2 separate regions of the Mus musculus genome follow, and region 1 is linked to region 2. Evidence: chromatin loops called from intact Hi-C (ENCODE). Cell type or tissue: heart. All regions are shown on one strand. Links, peaks and the distances in the headings refer to the core of each region. The heading gives the core; the rest is flanking DNA. Region 1 overlaps Rtn4rl2 (reticulon 4 receptor-like 2). Region 2 overlaps Slc43a3 (solute carrier family 43, member 3).

The links. Hi-C counts contacts between places; a loop is a spot of excess contacts. Peaks named below come from ENCODE experiments on the same cell type or tissue, not always from the same donor. Only the 100,000 strongest peaks of a DNase experiment are listed, where the experiment ranks them.
Region 1: it touches region 2 in a loop (2.2-fold over the local background); 5 of 42 quality-filtered maps call a loop at or near these places.

The regions. Positions count from the first base shown.
Region 1 is chr2:84,866,385-84,874,733 of GRCm38, reverse strand. It overlaps Rtn4rl2 (reticulon 4 receptor-like 2), which reads left to right. Exons shown (of 3, transcript NM_199223.1): 3 at 2,039-2,788. The coding sequence ends at 2,788. Among named protein-coding and RNA genes, the nearest start is that of Rtn4rl2, 16 kb to the left of the region's middle. In heart, for the core only: CTCF peaks have their summits at 2,330, 3,934 (motif pointing right) and 6,082 (motif pointing left); DNase peaks (open chromatin) are centred at 2,333 and 6,103; H3K4me3 peaks cover 1,222 bases; H3K27ac peaks cover 977 bases; H3K27me3 peaks cover 8,000 bases.
Region 2 is chr2:84,956,871-84,965,283 of GRCm38, reverse strand. Slc43a3 (solute carrier family 43, member 3) reads right to left here. Exons shown (of 13, transcript NM_021398.3): 13 at 6,775-7,598. The coding sequence ends at 7,500. Among named protein-coding and RNA genes, the nearest start is that of Prg2, 19 kb to the left of the region's middle. In heart, for the core only: CTCF peaks have their summits at 3,662 and 7,999; a DNase peak (open chromatin) is centred at 3,733.

The DNA of each region.
Region 1 (8,349 bases), core at 1-8,000, 90 kb after region 2:
TTTAAGGGGTGGATCCTAAGTTCTACCTCCTAAATCACACTGTACATGGGTTGGGGTCTGAGAGTAAATAGTCTACAACTGAGCTATAGCTCACCAGCTCACCACCAAGGGTTCCCTGATAAGCTGGTTAATTAAAATACAGAGTCCACTCCCCATGGACATACCTATACCTGTACTTCTGAGCCACAACCCCAAGGTTCTCCCAGTCAGTGATGGCTCCTGGGATGTCTCCCACGATGACTTCTCCAGCCCAGGGACTATCCCCACAGTGTAAGAGGGACAGTGATACAGTGCATCAGGGACTTTAGCTTCTTCCCTCCTTTTCTATGTCTGGGGTGTGGAGTTGACACTGGGTAACTCTGCCAGGAGGACAACTAGTCCCCAAAGAGTACCTCTCTTAGAGGAAAATGGATGGGATGGGATGGGATTCTAAATGAGTCCCTGCTGTCATGACAACCGTGAATTATGGATGGTTGACTCTGCCTCTATTAGCTGCTGTACCCTCAACAGCATCATAACATCTAACCTTCCTTCAGGTAGCTGAAGAATTGTCTTCCCTTCTATACTAAGGAAACAGGGTCTCAGTGGGACTAAACAGCTTGTCTGGAAGCTAGGTAAAGGAAAAGCTGGGGTTTGTGTTGGTGCTTTTATCTCCTGAGCCCGTGGGCTTCATCCCTGGATCAAAACTTTATCTGCAGCAACTGTACCCAGCACTCCACCCCCTGAACCTTGTGTGAATGCTCTTCATTGGTCCTCAGAACAGACCCAAGAGCTAGAAACACTCGTTTTCACTTTACAGAGGAGAAAGCATGCTTAGAAATAACTTGTCTCGGCCAAATTAACAAGCATGGCTAACTCACATGATGTCGGCCCACGTTAAAATCCAAGCATCTTAATACATGCCGATCCATTTCATCACCACATTTTGCACGGAAAGAATCTGAAGCACCAGAAGATAGAATGGCTTTTCCCAGGCATTTCAGTCAGTTCATGACAGACCCATGATCTGACTCTCAAACTGCAAGCATGGTCTTCAGGCAAACTCATCAGCCTCTCCAGGGAAGGCAGACTCCTCAGGCTTCCCCCACACCTGCCAGATAGCAAGCACTGGGAAGTTCCCAGCATCTGACAGGGACTGGGATACACTCTAAAGCTAAGAATCAGGCAGGTGAGGTGGTATCCCTGTGCGATGGTTAGTATTGACTGCCATCTTGACAGCATCTAGGTTCACCTAGGAGGGCTGACAAGATGGCTCATCAGAAAAGTAATCACCCAGCATGGTGGCCTGAGTTCTATCCTGGAAACCTATATAATGGAAGGAGAGGACCCACTCCTACAAATTCTGTACACACACGCCCTCATGCACACGCGCGTGTACACACACACACACACACACACACACACACACACACACACACACGCTGGGATAACGTTAAATAAGTAAGACCCAGTGATATAACCCGGTATTGTGTTACTGAGTGTTAATTCAAGCTACTCAAGAGGTTGAAGCACAGGAATGTCAAGTTCACGGATCACCTAGGTTAAGCAGCAAGTTCAAAGCCAGCCTGGACATTTCTGTGAGATTGTCGCAAAATATAAATGTAAAACGGTGCTGGAGCTACAGTTCAGCGGTAGAGTTCTTGCCTGGCATTGTTGTACTGGGTTCGGTCCCTTGTGGCCCTGGGGAACGTGACCCACTGACCTCAATTGTGTAGCTTTTTCCATAGGAAATAGGTTAGAAGATGCGTACATTTCAAGTTCAGGGCTCAGACTCAGTTGATAAGATGCAGTCTAGCATGTTTGAAACCCTTGGTTTGATCCCCAGAACCACATTAAACTGTTTTGGTAGCCTGAAATCTCAGAAATCAAGACGGGGAGGCAGGAGATCCTCTTGGTTACACAGCTGGGATACGATGCATGAGCCCTTTCCCACTTTTCCACCAAGCCATTACGCCTTCCTTGCCCCTCCCCTAGGTCCTCGAGTGGAGTTCCCGACCGTGTCTCAAGCCACTCTCTTCTCTTTCCATCCCCCACCCAGGATGACTTGTTCGCGGACCTGGCCAACCTGAGCCACCTCTTCCTCCACGGGAACCGCCTGCGGCTGCTCACGGAGCACGTGTTCCGCGGCTTGGGCAGCCTGGACCGGCTGTTGCTGCACGGGAACCGGCTGCAGGGCGTGCACCGCGCGGCTTTCCACGGCCTCAGCCGCCTCACCATCCTCTACCTGTTCAACAACAGCCTGGCCTCGCTGCCGGGAGAGGCGCTGGCCGACCTGCCGGCGCTCGAGTTCCTGCGGCTCAACGCCAACCCCTGGGCGTGCGACTGCCGCGCTCGGCCGCTCTGGGCTTGGTTCCAGCGCGCGCGGGTGTCCAGCTCCGACGTGACCTGCGCCACCCCGCCCGAGCGCCAGGGCCGGGACCTGCGCGCGCTGCGCGACTCCGATTTCCAAGCGTGCCCGCCGCCCACGCCCACGCGGCCGGGCAGCCGCGCCCGCGGCAACAGCTCTTCCAACCACCTGTACGGCGTGGCCGAGGCTGGCGCTCCCCCCGCAGACCCGTCCACGCTCTACCGAGATCTGCCCGCCGAGGACTCGCGGGGGCGCCAGGGCGGGGACGCGCCCACCGAGGACGACTACTGGGGGGGCTACGGCGGCGAGGATCAGCGGGGCGAGCAGACGTGTCCCGGGGCCGCGTGCCAGGCGCCCGCAGACTCGCGTGGCCCCGCGCTCTCGGCCGGGCTGCGCACCCCTCTGCTCTGCCTCTTGCCCCTGGCGCTCCATCACCTCTGACTGCGGTGCTTAGACGGAAGAGGCCACGCCTTGGCCCCGCTCCCCTTCTCTGCCCCAAGGAGCCTCAGCTCCATCTTCGCCTCTTGTTTGCGACCCGGCCTGGTACCTTTCCTAGGCCTCCTCGCTCTTTTTCTTCCCCTGGACCAGGCTGCCTCATTTGCCTTCTGGGCTGTTGTGACTTAAGTATGGCAGCCCTTAAGACGGTGTGTAAGGTGGTTTGGCTCCGTTCGCCCTGATTCTAGCCATTAACTCTTCCTCCCCCATCCCAAGGCTGGGACTTGGCACCCCGGGCAGCCGTTGCTCCTCTCTCCAAGGGCCCCACAGTGGACTCGAAGGGGCTTTTGTCTGCAGAGCACCTTCCACCAGCAGAGCCTTTGAAAGCTCCCGCTGGGAGCCTCTCCTCCTTCCCTTGATCAGAGGGATGTCTCAGCAAGGCCCAGGCGGCCCCTGGACCCTGCTTGTCCTGATCCCTTCAGCCTCCTGCCTCCTGACACGGGAGGAATACTTTTCTCCTAAGTCTACCCAGGACACTTTTTAGGGTGCCTGGACAGAGTTTCCTCTCCACCATGGCCCCTGTGTGGTGAAGATCAAAAGAAATTGTTTGGGGGAAAATTTATTAAAAAATTCTATTATTTTATCTCCTGTAAGATTTTTTTTTGTTGTTTTTTGTTTTGTTTTGTTTTTTGTTTTTCCTCAAGACCTCAAAGGCAGCGGGGCAGTGGTGGCATGCATCCTTAATCCCAGCGCTCAGGAGGCAGAGGCAGGCAGATCTCTGCGAGGCCAGCCTGGTCTACAAAGAGAGTGCCAGGACACCCAAGGCTGTTACACAGAGAAAACCTGTCTCGAAAAAGAGACTTCAAAAGCAGAAGTAGTACTTAGACCTGAAAGAGAAGCCACCAGTATTTCCTGCCACACCAACGTCCCCTGTCCTGGGCCTCAAGGTCATTCTGATCCCCCCAAACCTTCTGTTTCTTGAGTTAGCTGGGTGTTGGATATGTGTATTGGTGGCACCAATTTGCCCAAGAGAAGCAGCTACCACCAGCCCTGAAGTGTTTGGTGGCTGAGCAAGGAGTGGAGGTGCCTGGCTAAAAGGTCTCCAAGAAAGAAATGCAGCTCCCACTGTCCCCACCAGGAGGCGTTGTAACTTAGATATCCAAGGTCACAAACAGCCTAAATATGGCTGTGGGCATCTCTGGAAAAGGCAGGTCTTCCTCAGGAGAGCACAATGACACCACAGAAGACTGAAAGAGCAGAAACTAAAAGTAGATTTCAGCTCGTGTTTGCCTTCTTTGTTGAATGCCCCCCCATATGAAGTATTCAACAGCCATCTGGTCTTTCTCTCTTTGCTCCAGTGAGATAGAAGCCTTCATAGGTGGATCGAGCCAAGGAAGCAGTTCTCTGAGCAGATTACAAGAGGCTAAGAGGTTAAGGTAATCAAGAGACCAAGATTTCAAGTTGGGTTGCCTTACACTGCAATGTGACTGGGAGCTCCCTCTCCTGGGCAAGTAAAGAGGCTGGGGGCAGGGCTCAAGGCTTAGCCTTGAGACTCATCAGATGGAAAAGATCTAGGATCCAGAGTTAAGGATGTAAGCTGAGAGGTGGGAATGGCAGAACAGGAGAGACCCGGGTGCTAGGGTTTCAGGACTGAGCTACTTCTATAAGGCTGACCAGTGATGTGCATGGATGATTGGAAGAGGTGGTAGACACAGGGAGGATTGGTCTCCAAAGCCTGTAGCAGAGGGACTTTAGATGAGAATGTGAAATGGATGAGAGACCAATGAGAACAGAGGTCAGAACTGGAGAGCTCTAGGCTCAGGGTCTTATAAGGGCCTGTGTTAGGCTGGCTTTGAGAAAGCTCATGAGGGAGACTGGGAGATGAAGGGGGTGGAGGTAAGGTAAAGGGAGATGTGAGCTAGGAAAGAGCTGTGTTGGAGGAGGGGCTGCTGGGCCAGGGCAGGGGAGGGGAGTCTGCTGGTAAATCAGAGGCAGGCTGTCCAGGTCACAGAATTATCGTTGTGAAATATTCATGGACCTTCGGTCCAGATGCTATTTCAGAACAAGGAGAGCAGGAGGAGTGTGTGAGGGCCTCAGGAAGCAGCCTAGAGCAATACTGCTCCCCACTCCCCGCCCCACAGCCACTGCTAGCCCAGACCGACCAAGGGACGCCCATCACGTGCACACTCACACTCTCTAGCTCTCCCTCACACTCAAGCACGCGTGCTTGTGCGCGCGCGTGCACGCACACACACACACACACACAAAATGGAGCTTTTCGGCAAGTGTAAGCACACCAGCCACCCACGGGTCCCACAAACAGGCAGATGCACCTCAGATATGTGGACCTAGACCCACACCCTCTCTCTCATCCAGATCCCCACCCTCAGCAATCTCACAAGCTCAGATCCCCAGCTTCTCCAAACAATCCAGATTGACAGCTGTGAGCCATATACCCCAAAATAGAAGAGATGGGCAAGACTGTGTATCCCAACCCCCACCAATGTCCTGATAAGGAAACTGAGGCCAGAGGGTCCAGGAATGAATGCATCCATTCCTGACTCCTGAAAGAAACAAAATCCATTCACCTCCCACATTCTGTGAGTGTGTCCCCATTCTGCATGCTTCATTTTTTTCCCCCAGACACCCAGTGTGGTTGGCTTTAGCTCCTCCCTTCTCTAATCTCCTCCATCTAGTCAGTTCCCAAGCCCCCCTCCTGGCTCCTGTCCATCTTCTCCTTCCTAGCCCCTACCACCTCCCTGCTGAAGCTCATTACCTCATGCTTAGAATATAAATGAAAAGGGAAGTCAGCTCTACTCAGCTTTTTCTACACTCCCACCCTCCAACCCAGCCTGCCCACAGTTACCAGACCTCATCTGGCCAGACTGTACACTGTGTCACTATGTCACTCTGGAACCTATCGTGGCTCCCCCACAGCCTTCAGACTCAAGGTAAAACACCTCATCCGGGGATCAGAGGAGTTTCTCTGTCAGGAAGAAGCTGCTATTCAAACCTCCTTGCCTTGATGGCCAACAGCCAGCCTCAACAGCCAGCCTTCTCTAAAGCTTGAATGTTTGTGGCCACCTGGCTTGGTATGCTAGAAACCCAGAAATCTACTTTCAGTGCTCCCTAAAGTTCTTTCATCTCCCCCAAACTAGGAAACTCCTCCCTGCTCCTCCTCAGATAACAGACTACAGAGCTCTTCCTCAAAGCCGAGGCTGCACCTTCCTGCCCATAGGCAGGGCTCTTTTCATTGCCCTTCAAACTACAGAGATGAAGTAGCCCAGAGGATGGCTGCCCCCTACTGGCCGTCACGGGAAGCACAGACAGGCTTTGTCACCACAAACTGCCGAGTGAGCATGCAGTCTCCTGGGGAGAGGAGTAGAAGGACGCCAGATGACAAGCTTCATAAGCCCTTAAGCTTCTCAGGTTCTTTCACTCAGACTGGGGGTGAGGGTGTTTTCAGCCCGGTTTTCTGAGCAGCTGGCTCCCCACTTTAGATCTCTAATCTGTTAGAGAGCTCTTTTATAAAACATGAAAAAAAAATGGGGCTTCCAGGACCCTTTAGAAGGGAAAGTTGGCCAACAACTTTTGAAAGGCCACAAAAGCAGAGCCAGACCAGGTGGCAGGCCCAAGGTCCAGCTGGGGTCAGGTTTCTCTATGAATTTTTAATGCTTCCAGCCAAACCTGTCAGATGTCCTGAAACCTGAGCATCCATCTCCTTCCTTCTGTACCAGACGCCCTTGTCTATCCCACTGTTCCTGGGGAGTGGGCCAGAGAGGGAACTCTGGGATCGCTATGCTCAAGGAAAGTGGTTTGGGGTAGTAGAGGGTTCTCCTACTTCCTAGCTATGTGACCTTGGCAAATTACTTCTCCCGATATCCCTTTTTGTTGGTATTGTTGGTTTGGACATCTGGGTGGGGGAGATCTCTGATATAACTGAGTTGTAGTTGGGGAGCAAGCATCCAGCAGGTCGCAGGAAAGGGGAAATAGCCTGTATTTGTCGGCACCATCTTCCCACAAGCCCTGTCTCTTCTCATCTTCTTTTCTTCCACCCCTAGAAGTGGCTTTGCCTCTTTGTTTTGAAGGTAGGGCTCCAACTGCTTTTGTTGTCTCCAGTCACCTCCAAAAAGCCTGAGCCTCAAATTTCTCCCAGGAGCTACAGATGAGAAGAGAGGAGAATGTGGATCAGAAAGTCAACAGTAGAGAGCTGATGAGTGGGGAAGTAGAGATGGGGCAAAAGAGGGGAGAACCCTGAGGTGGGGCAGGAGAGAAAGGGGGCCATCTTAGAGAAGAGCCAGGGGCAGACTCACCCTTTTATCTCGGATTCTTCCCCTCCCCCTTCCCTGTTGCCTCCGCTTTCTTTTTTTCCACCTGGCATCTTCTCCAGGCCAGATATCATCACACCAGAGACAGCCATAGTGTGCGGGGGGGGGGGGGGGGGGGGGCTGTAGAAGGAACTGGGTCCCTATTTTTTTCAGTCCATTTAGCCTTTGCACTGTGTTTCAAAGGTAAGGGCCGTTTTATCTGATTAGGAGGGAAGCTGGTTCCTGAGCCCCCTCGACCGACCAACCGACCGCTGCTGAATCAGATAGCTGGGGGTGCGGGAATCTGCTTTTTTTTCAAGCGGGGAGCTACTGTAAGTGCACTTAAGACTGAGAATCTTGTGAGTGGGGAGGGGAGGAAAGAGGGGAGCAGGCAGCAATGCAAAAGAAAGTTAGAGGTCCTCCCCAAACATACACACATGGAGGAAGCTGTGAGTGAGAATTCTGTGTAGACAGTGGGTACAAATAAAAGATGGAGGATGATAGAGACAGACGTGCTTGCCTGTAAACCCAGTACTAGGGTGGGTGGGGCAAGAGCATAGCAATGAGTTCGAGGCCAGCCTGGGCTATATAGGGAGTTCCAGGCTAACCTGAGCTAGAAATTGAGATCCTGTTTAAACAAAAACACAAGACAGATACTATGAGGAGTGAAAAAAGAGGGATCCAGGTCATATAGGGGTGGGAGGTGGCCAAGATGAGTCTGGGAAGTAGCCGGGGGCAAGACTTTAACACATGCAGGTATGACCACCCATGGCCACCTGAGATTCTGCACTGCTGGACCCAAAATTCAGAGAAGGACAATCACAGACAAACCCTCGCTAGTTTTCTGAGAAGGACCAGAGAGCAAGCGTTTCATTCCTCAAGACCAGTATGCCTCTATAGGGTGAATCCCAGGAATCTATAGGTTCGTGTGTGTCACCTCCTTAACCAGGGCCCTCTGCACCCGCGGGGATTCAGCTGTGTCCAGCATCCTTCTGACCTGTTCTCTCCGGCAGCCCCCAGTCCCAGCTCATCTGCATAAAGTTCCAATTAACACGTTTCCCCAGAGCTGTTTGCGATCCCTGAACTCGCTCCCAACCCAGAGAGCGCTTCCTGCCGCCCCCTCGTCCCTCGGATCGCAGCCCCATTAACCCCTGAGCCCCAGGCGGTTCCCCGTGGCCTCTAGCCAGTCCCTCCGAAGGAGCAAGCGAGCCCGGGACGCATCCCTGGGCGGTGGACCTCTCAAAGGGCGGGGCAGAGGCT
Region 2 (8,413 bases), core at 283-8,282:
AGCATACCTTTGTAAGGTGATTTTTGCATCCTTCATGAAAACGCGGTGTGTCATTAATTATGGACCTACTGTGTGGCAGGGCCAGCATATTCATAGGGAGCCCCACTGATTCTCATTCCTCACTGAGTAGGCATGATAACCTCCATTCTCAAGCATAAAGGAGAAAAAACAAAAACAAAAAAACCAGATGGCTGTCTAACTCTCAAGGACACCTGGCCGGAGGACGTGAGAACAGCTCTCTCCTCTCCACCCCCTGGGCTCCAGAGAAATCAAGAGCCCTCTCCCAAGTACTGATATTTCTGTGCATTTGAATTTTCCACATTGACTGCTGGAGAAACAAACATGACACACACAAAAATGAATATGAAGATTGATATTTTCATTGACTTTAGCTTAAGGTTTTGGATAATGAGGGAGTCTGTTGTTTCCTTTTGCATTTTGAAGTTTTCCCATCGCAAGCAGTGGGGCAGAGTGTGCTCTACTTCACTGGGCAGAAACAACCCTGAGCTAAGGCTCACAGGGTGGTTTTCCACCTCAACCTAAGGTGGTGGCTTTCCAGACTCCAGCAGGACTTAAATGTCCTCTCTCTGCTCTTCCCTTGTCACCGCAAGAACATCTGGAGCCATGATCAACACACCTGTGGCCAGGCAGGTGGTCTGTGTACGGTGTGCCAAGTCTCCTCTGAACAGCTGGAGGTTTCCTGTGACGCTTCATCTTTATGTTACAGTTAAAAGAAATGCTAGGGTTAAAACAAATGTGAAAGGTGGGTAGGTGCCAAGCCTAGCAGTCTAAGTTTGATCCCCACAAGGTAGGAAGAAAGAGCCAACCAACAGATGGAAGAAGAGAACCTACCTCCGGAGTTACCTCACGTGCACATTGTAACCCGTGCCCCTCCCCCACACAATAAATAAGTAAACATGTAATTTTAAAACTGAGTGTTAGGTCAGAGCAACAGGGTCAGAAAGAGCAGACCGGGGAATATTTAAATTAGAAGATCTGCACCTGGGTATGAGCTATGCAAGCTAACTAGATAGCAGGAAGGAAGAAAAAAAAGTGTGGTCTTGGCAGGTTTCAGCCTGACAATTCTAACCAAATCCTTCTCTGGGGAGTGTGCACAAGGCACCAGTACTCTTTCACCTAGTAAAGTTAACTTTATGGGTGGCTGCACCTAACTGTTGTCAGGCATCTGGGTGAAACAGACTGAACTGTGTGTAAACGTCTAGGACAGGTGCCCATTCTAGGGAGGCCACCGTCCCCAGAGCTTCCTAAGGAAGCTTTGCATGGAGTTAAGGATGTGGTGGAAAGAAGGGAAGGCAAAGAGAGACAGAAGACTGAGACTTGTGAGTGTGTGCAGATGCTAGGGGCAGCCTTTGCTACCGTTCCTTGAGCCTCTGTCTCCTGCTAAAAAGCCATCTTCCCCACTTTTTCACTCTCCCCGTGCCTCAGTGTGGATTCTTCTCCCTTGAGGAAGGTGTAGAGGTTAGCATCAGCCAGATGCCAAGAAGCCTCAGCTCCTTGTCCACAGCTCCTCAGCTCCAGGACAGATTCCTGTTGTCATTCTACAGTGAAGAAATGGAGGGTGCCATGCACCACAGCCCCAGAACTCCAAGATTCCAATGCCAGAGCCTAAGGCAAATTGAGTCTTTAATTCCCATAATTTCTTTCTCATTCTTGTGGCAAAACTTACCAGAATTTTTATCTCCCCTATATCTGGGGAATGTGAACTGTGGTGTGAGAAAGGGTTTGTCCCCACAACCCCCACACTGCTGCCCCCAAGGTCACTGCTGAAACCTGCAACGCCTAGAGTCTTTCTCACACACACATTGGACCCAGGAAACAAACTGTTATGGGAGACATGAACAAATGTTTGGGGTTAGAAAACAGAACTTAAAACCTCTGGGATGGGATCTGGTATGGGTGGCCATAATCCAGGACGTTAAGACCATGCTAGTGTGTGAGCCTCACTGTGGGAAGCCACACAGGCTGCTTGTATGCCCAGAAGCAAAGAGGTCCCATCTGTGAGCTCTTTATCGGTCAACAAAACACAGGAACAGGCTTTGAAGTGGACAGAAATGTCATAGCAACGATGAATGTTAAAGGGAGGGCCTCTTACTGTCTCCTGAGAAGGGAGCTTAAAAAAAAAAGAAAGAAAGAAAGCCACATGGCTCGTCTGCCCAAAGCACTGAATCTGGGGAAGAGTGTTGTCAGTACTGTGGCATTGACATGCAGTACCTTCAGCTGAATAAATTAGCATCAGATAATCAATGAGGATTAAGGGATGCACATCGGGTCATGACAGGAACCATGAGCCAGAGGCAGCATGGTGAAACCATGCACCAGACCAGAAGTGAAATAAAAGTTTAAACTGTTTGTTTATTTGATTGTTTGTGTACATGTGGGGCATGAAACTGTAGAGGTCATAGGACAACTCACAACAGTCCTTTCCCTCCTCCTACCATGTGGGTCCCCCAAGAATCAAACCCCAGTCATCAGGCTCGGCATCAAGTGCCTTACCCACTGAGCAGGCTCATCATTCACAACAATTTTAATAATGAGCAGACATTCTCCCCCTCGGTGTGTGTGTGTGTGTGTGTGTGTGTGTGTGTGTGTGTGTGTGTGTGAGAGAGAGAGAAAGAGAGAGAGAGAGAGAGAGAGAGAGAGAGAGAAAGAGAGACAGAGAGAGACAAAGAGACAGAGAGACAGACAGAGACAGAGACAGAGTTGTTCCTGAGAGGGAATAGGGCTCTTTGATAGTAGTTAAGAATAGAACTCAAGGGCTGGAGAGTGATTAAGAGCACTGACTGCTCTTCCAGAGGTCCTCAATTCCCAGCAACCACATGGTGGCTCACAACCATCTGTAATGTGATCCAATGCCCTCTTCTGGTGTGACTGAGGACAGCTACAGTGCACTCACATACATAAAATAAATAAGTAAATCTTTGGGGGAAAAAAGAATAGAATTCAAGAGGCAGCTTTCTATTTTGTTACAGAGTAAATCTCATAATACCCCGTCCTACTCGGAGACCATTTGAGGTGAGGCACCAGGGGTCAGTAGGAGTCAGGCTCTGATTGCCTGAATAAGTTATTACAAGTCCCTGGGATCTGACTGCTAGAAAGTTTCCTTTTTATTTTTGGTCCTTTTATTTGGGGACTTTTTGTCTCTATACATCACTCTCTGGAAACTCCCTTTGTGACAGTTTTGCTGAGACTTGACAACATCTGGCCACTCTCTGACTTCTATTGTTCCTCACTCTCTAGTCTGCTTACTTAAACTGTTCTATGACGCCAGGTGGTCTGGGACCCTTGTGCTGACAGCAGAAAGAAAGTAGAGGCACAACACCCCCAGAATATATGTAAGGGCATAATACCCAGTGACAGGATGGATGAATATACGGGGAGTCATAGCCACGGGATAGCATCATAAACAGATGTTTGAAATCGTGATTTCGGTGACTATTTGATGACACTGGTTAATAACTTATAAAATGTTTCATAAGCTTATAAACATTGATAAGCTCACTGGTTTTAACCTATAAAATAGGACTGATTACATACACTTCTCTGGCCAAACAGGCCTCAGGAGAACACCATACAAATCCCTAAGCCAACTGCTAAGTAAGCCTCCTGTGAATAGTACTATCCCCTAGTGGAGGCTCACCATGGGGCCTAGTGAGGACAGTTGCCTCTGCTCTTTGCCAGAGGCTGGTGGCTGAAGTCCAGCACTAAATGAAAGTGCAATGAGTCAACTCAAACTCTGTGAACCCTGTGCTGATGGCTTCCTGCTATGAAACACCAGGACGAGGTTGCCCAGGGACAGAGCTCTACGTAGAGTCCCAGGGGAGGAAGTCTGCTCTCACTTCTTTCTTGCTTAGTTTCCCAGGAATCACTTCTAACTCTCAGGAAATGAGTGTTTTCTGCATGTCTCAGAATTTCCAAGCATTTTTTTAAAATGGAAGTTCTATTGTTTATATTCATATCTCACATATTCATTTCAAGTATAAAACTCAGTGCCATCACCTCCCACAATTCTTATTATTATGATCTATTTTTGTGGTATTTTGTTTTCTGAGACAGAGTCTATGTAGCTTAGCGTGGTTGTCCTGGAATTATGAAGGCCAAGCTGTCAAACTCACAGAGATCTGTCTCGAAGGCTAGGTTTAAAGGTCATGTGTAGACCATGACTGCTTTCTTTCTTTCCCTTTTCTTTCTTTCTTTCTCTCTCTCTCTCTCTCTCTCTCTCTCTCTCTCTCTTTCTCTCTCTCTTTATTTCAAGACAGGGTTTCTCTGTGTAACAGCTCTGGCTCTCCTGGACTTACTTGGTAGACCAGGCTGGCTTCGAACTCACAGAAATCTGTCTACCTCTGCCTCCCGAGTGCTAGGATTAAATATGTGTACCACCACACCTGGTTTTGCTCTAATGATCTTTAAACGCTATCGTGCCCAGGCACTACCAATGCCCTGCCCACCAATGCACAGACAACTATTAGTAGGCTTTCTGCCTCCATGGATTTGCATATTCAGGACATTAATATGCAAATGTGGATCAATTATATTACTCATAGTCTCTCTCATGGGCTTTCTCACGATTAGCATAATCTTTCAAGTTCCTCCACATTATGGAATGTTATTATTTTGTTGGTTTTTATTACCAAGTAATATTCCATTTTATGAGTATGTTTTGATTGCCCACTCCCCATTGATAGACCTTAGATGTCTTTAGAGCTTTAGCATGTTGTCTGTAACATTAGCTGTGCTTGTCAGGAGCTTCTATGGGCCATGTATTTGACCTAATTCTTATCCCTAGCAACAACCCAGGGAGACAAGTCTCTTTCTCCCATATTAACAACGAAAGACATGAGATGTGGGAGTGAAGTTGCCATCCAAGGCCATACAGACAAGTGACAGAGCTGAAGTTCCCAGTGCACCCCATTTCACCTTAAACCTTCCTACCTGCTATTCCTCTTTCCTTCCAATTGGCAATGAGGCTGGAACAAGGGAAAATCATTCATCCAATGGCCATTCGCTCTACATGCTGACTGGTTTTACATTGGCTTGACACAGTCTAACCAACTGAAGGGAGGGAATCTCAAATTCTTCCATAAGATCCAGGTAAAGGGCATTTTCTTCGTTAGTGATTGATGGAAGAGAGCCTCCTTGCCTATTGTGGGTGGTGCCACCCCTGGGCTGGTGGTCCTTGGTTCTATAAGAAAGGAGGCTGAGCAAGCCGTGAAGAGCAAGCCAGTAAGTAACATCCCTCCATGGCCTCTGCATCAGCTTCTGCCTCCAGATTCCTGCCCCATTTGAGTTCCTGTCCTTCAATGATGGGCTATTATGTAGAAATGTGAGCCAAATAGATCCTTTTCTCTTCAACTTGCTTTTGGTCACAGTGTTTCATCATAGCAACGGTAACTAACCCTAAGGAAGATGCTCTATAATCTTTAACTAACAGTCTGTACACAGCAAGCCAAAGTTTTGTTGCCCAAGTCAAGCAGTCTGATGTTGGTCACCAAGGAAGGTGTGACCAAGTGTTACGACTCCCTGCTGCTGGAAAGCCCAAGGAAGAATTTTCTTTTAGTTTGAACACAGTGGGTTACCAAGCAGAGAAAATTGACTGCCTACACAGAGAAATCAGCAAACAAAGGCAGAGACCAGGGCCCTTGGTCCACAGAATGGGCTGTGCTTCCCTAAGGATGGAAGGGGAGGAGGCAAGATTGAGGGGTCATATTGCAAGGAGCCTTGAAGGACAGGCTGAAGCCTGTAGGTCACAATCCTTTTGGGGTCACATATCAGATATCCTGCATACCAGATATCTACATTATAATCCACAACAGTAGTGAAATTATATTTATGAAGTAGCAAAAGAATAATTGTAAGGTAGGGGGTCACCACAACATGAGGAACTATATTAAGGAGTCACAGCATATAGGAAGGTTGAAAGCCACTCCTCTAGATGCTTCTGAGAAGAGTAACAAGGCCAAAACCATGCCTTTGAACTCTGGTATCCATCTTCAGATCCAGGTACCTAGACTCCTTTGGACAATTCTTTCAGCACCCCACCGGAAGAAAGAAAAGCCATGTGTCTGTTCATCCCGACCTACATCCCCAGCACCCAAGACAGCGCCTGATGCCTTGTAAAGGTACAGCAAACCGTTGCTGAGTGGCTAGATGGAGAGATAAATAAATCTATCAGCTGACCCTCTCTTCCCGTTACCTTTTTACAGCTTCCCTTTTTTGCTGGGTAGAATAAATTAAAAAATTAAAAAAAAAAAAAAAAAAACAGGAATGTTCTGGACTTTCCAATCTTGCCCACCTCCATCTCCCGACTTGCTCTTCTCACATCTGGTCCTGGGTTAATAAAGAAGTGGTACTCACACACACACACCTATCTTTCTTCTCGAGGTCACCCTCGGGGTCAGGAGTGAAACTATCTCTTGCAAGTGAGAGATCTATGACTCGGTAGTTATGGGGCTTTCCCAGGAGCTGCTGATGGAACGGAGACTTATATTCGGACCATCTGGATACAACTAGTGCCATGAGTCAGGCAAACAGGGTATTGACTGAGGTTGAAGGGTATAGAAAGGGGAGGGACTCAGAGTTCACATCCAAGGACCCAGAAGCTTGACCCACCCCTGTGCCCCCATTCTGTGTCAGGCTGCCATGCTACAATGTACAGCCAGATCCCTCCACCTCCACCTTGCACCCAGTCCCCACGAGGACACTTGTGCACTTGTACAAGCACATGCTCATACAAACACAAAGAGGTAGAAGCAGTAGTTGCCTTAAACATAGAGGCTTTATTATTGTATAAAAGTATTCCCTAGAGAAATTATATTTGTTTAATGTGTATGGATGTTTTGTCTGCATATATGTCTGTGCACAAGCATGCAGTATCCATGGAGGGACTGCAGTTACAGTTTGTGAGCCACTATGTGGGTGCTAAAAATCAAACCAGGTCCTCTGGAAGAGCAGCCAGTGCTCTTAAGAGTTAAGCCATCTCTCCAACCCCAAGCTAATTATATATAAAAGCTGCCCTAAGTCAATGAATAGCCCTTTTCCTGAAGAGGAGACATTGCTCACAGGCAAGATACAAAGTGTTGTCCAAAATCTTTCTGGCTAGCCAGTCAGTTGGATCCCAAGTCCTTTGGGGTAGCATGACTCTGTGACATATCTCCCTGTCCCTTGCAATGAGCTCTGCTGTGGCCCTGTGCAGGGAGTAACTAAAAACTCATCTAAATCTTTGCTTTGGGTTGGTGTGAAGGCTGCTTGGCCACTGAAATTTCCACTCATCTTGGAAATCAAAAGTCCTAGGTGACATTTGAGTGCCTTGTTTTTTGTTTCTGTTTTTTTGGTTTTTGTTGGTTTGTTTCTTGTGGTGGCAGTGGTTTAAGAAAAACTATGACTGCCGATTACAGTTCTCCTGGGGAGGCAGTCTTTGTAGATACTGGATCATCAAAGTCGAGTAATGAACAGAAAAGGCATCATCGAGGCTAGAGAGTGGACTAGGCATCCACAGACGATTTTGTCTTCTCAGCACGGCACTCACGGTACACCAGGAAGGGATGGACCAATGTCAGGAAAATGGCAAGCCCCATCGATACCTGGGGAAACAGGAAAGAGGGGCCACTCCAGCAACTCTGAGTTACTCCCATCACCAACAGAAGGACCAAAGTCCTACTTGGTCTATGGCCTATTTTCTACCTAGACATTAAGGTGACCTGAAGGACTTTAGGTTTATTTTCATGGCTTCTTTCTTTCTTTCTTTCTTTCTTTCTTTCTTTCTTTCTTTCTTTCTTAAGACAGGCTCAGGCTGACCTTGAAAGTCTAATCCATCTCCCAAGTACAGGAATTATAGGATGTACCACCATGCATGACTTAGTCAGTGCTCACGATTGAACTCAGGGTCCTGTGCATGCTAAGCAAGCCCTCTACCAATAAGCCACATGCCAGCCTCTATTAAACCCATTTCAAGGGTGAGGAAGCAATGGCCTAGAGGGCACTAGTGAGCTTTCCCAGGTCCCGTGTGAAGCTGGAGAGGCATCAGTTAGACTACATCTAGATGTTGAGTTAGGGCTCCTGATGCCCTAAGCATAGTCTTGTTTCTTCTAGTGACAGACTTATATACTTACTCTATGCTTTGAGCTTTAAAAGAATTACTACATTTATTTGTGTGTGTGTGTGTGTGTGTGTGTGTGTGTGTGTATGTACATCTGTGTTTGTGTATCTGTGTGTATGTATCTATGTGTGTATGTGTGTGTGTGTGTGTGTGTGTGTGTGTGTGTGTGTGTGTTCAAGTGTCATGGAGCACATGCGGAGGTCAGAGGACAACTTGTAACAGTTAAGTCTTTCCTTCCACCATGGGTCCTAGGACCCTAGCAAGCGCCCTTACCCACTGAGCCATCTCTCCACCCTGACG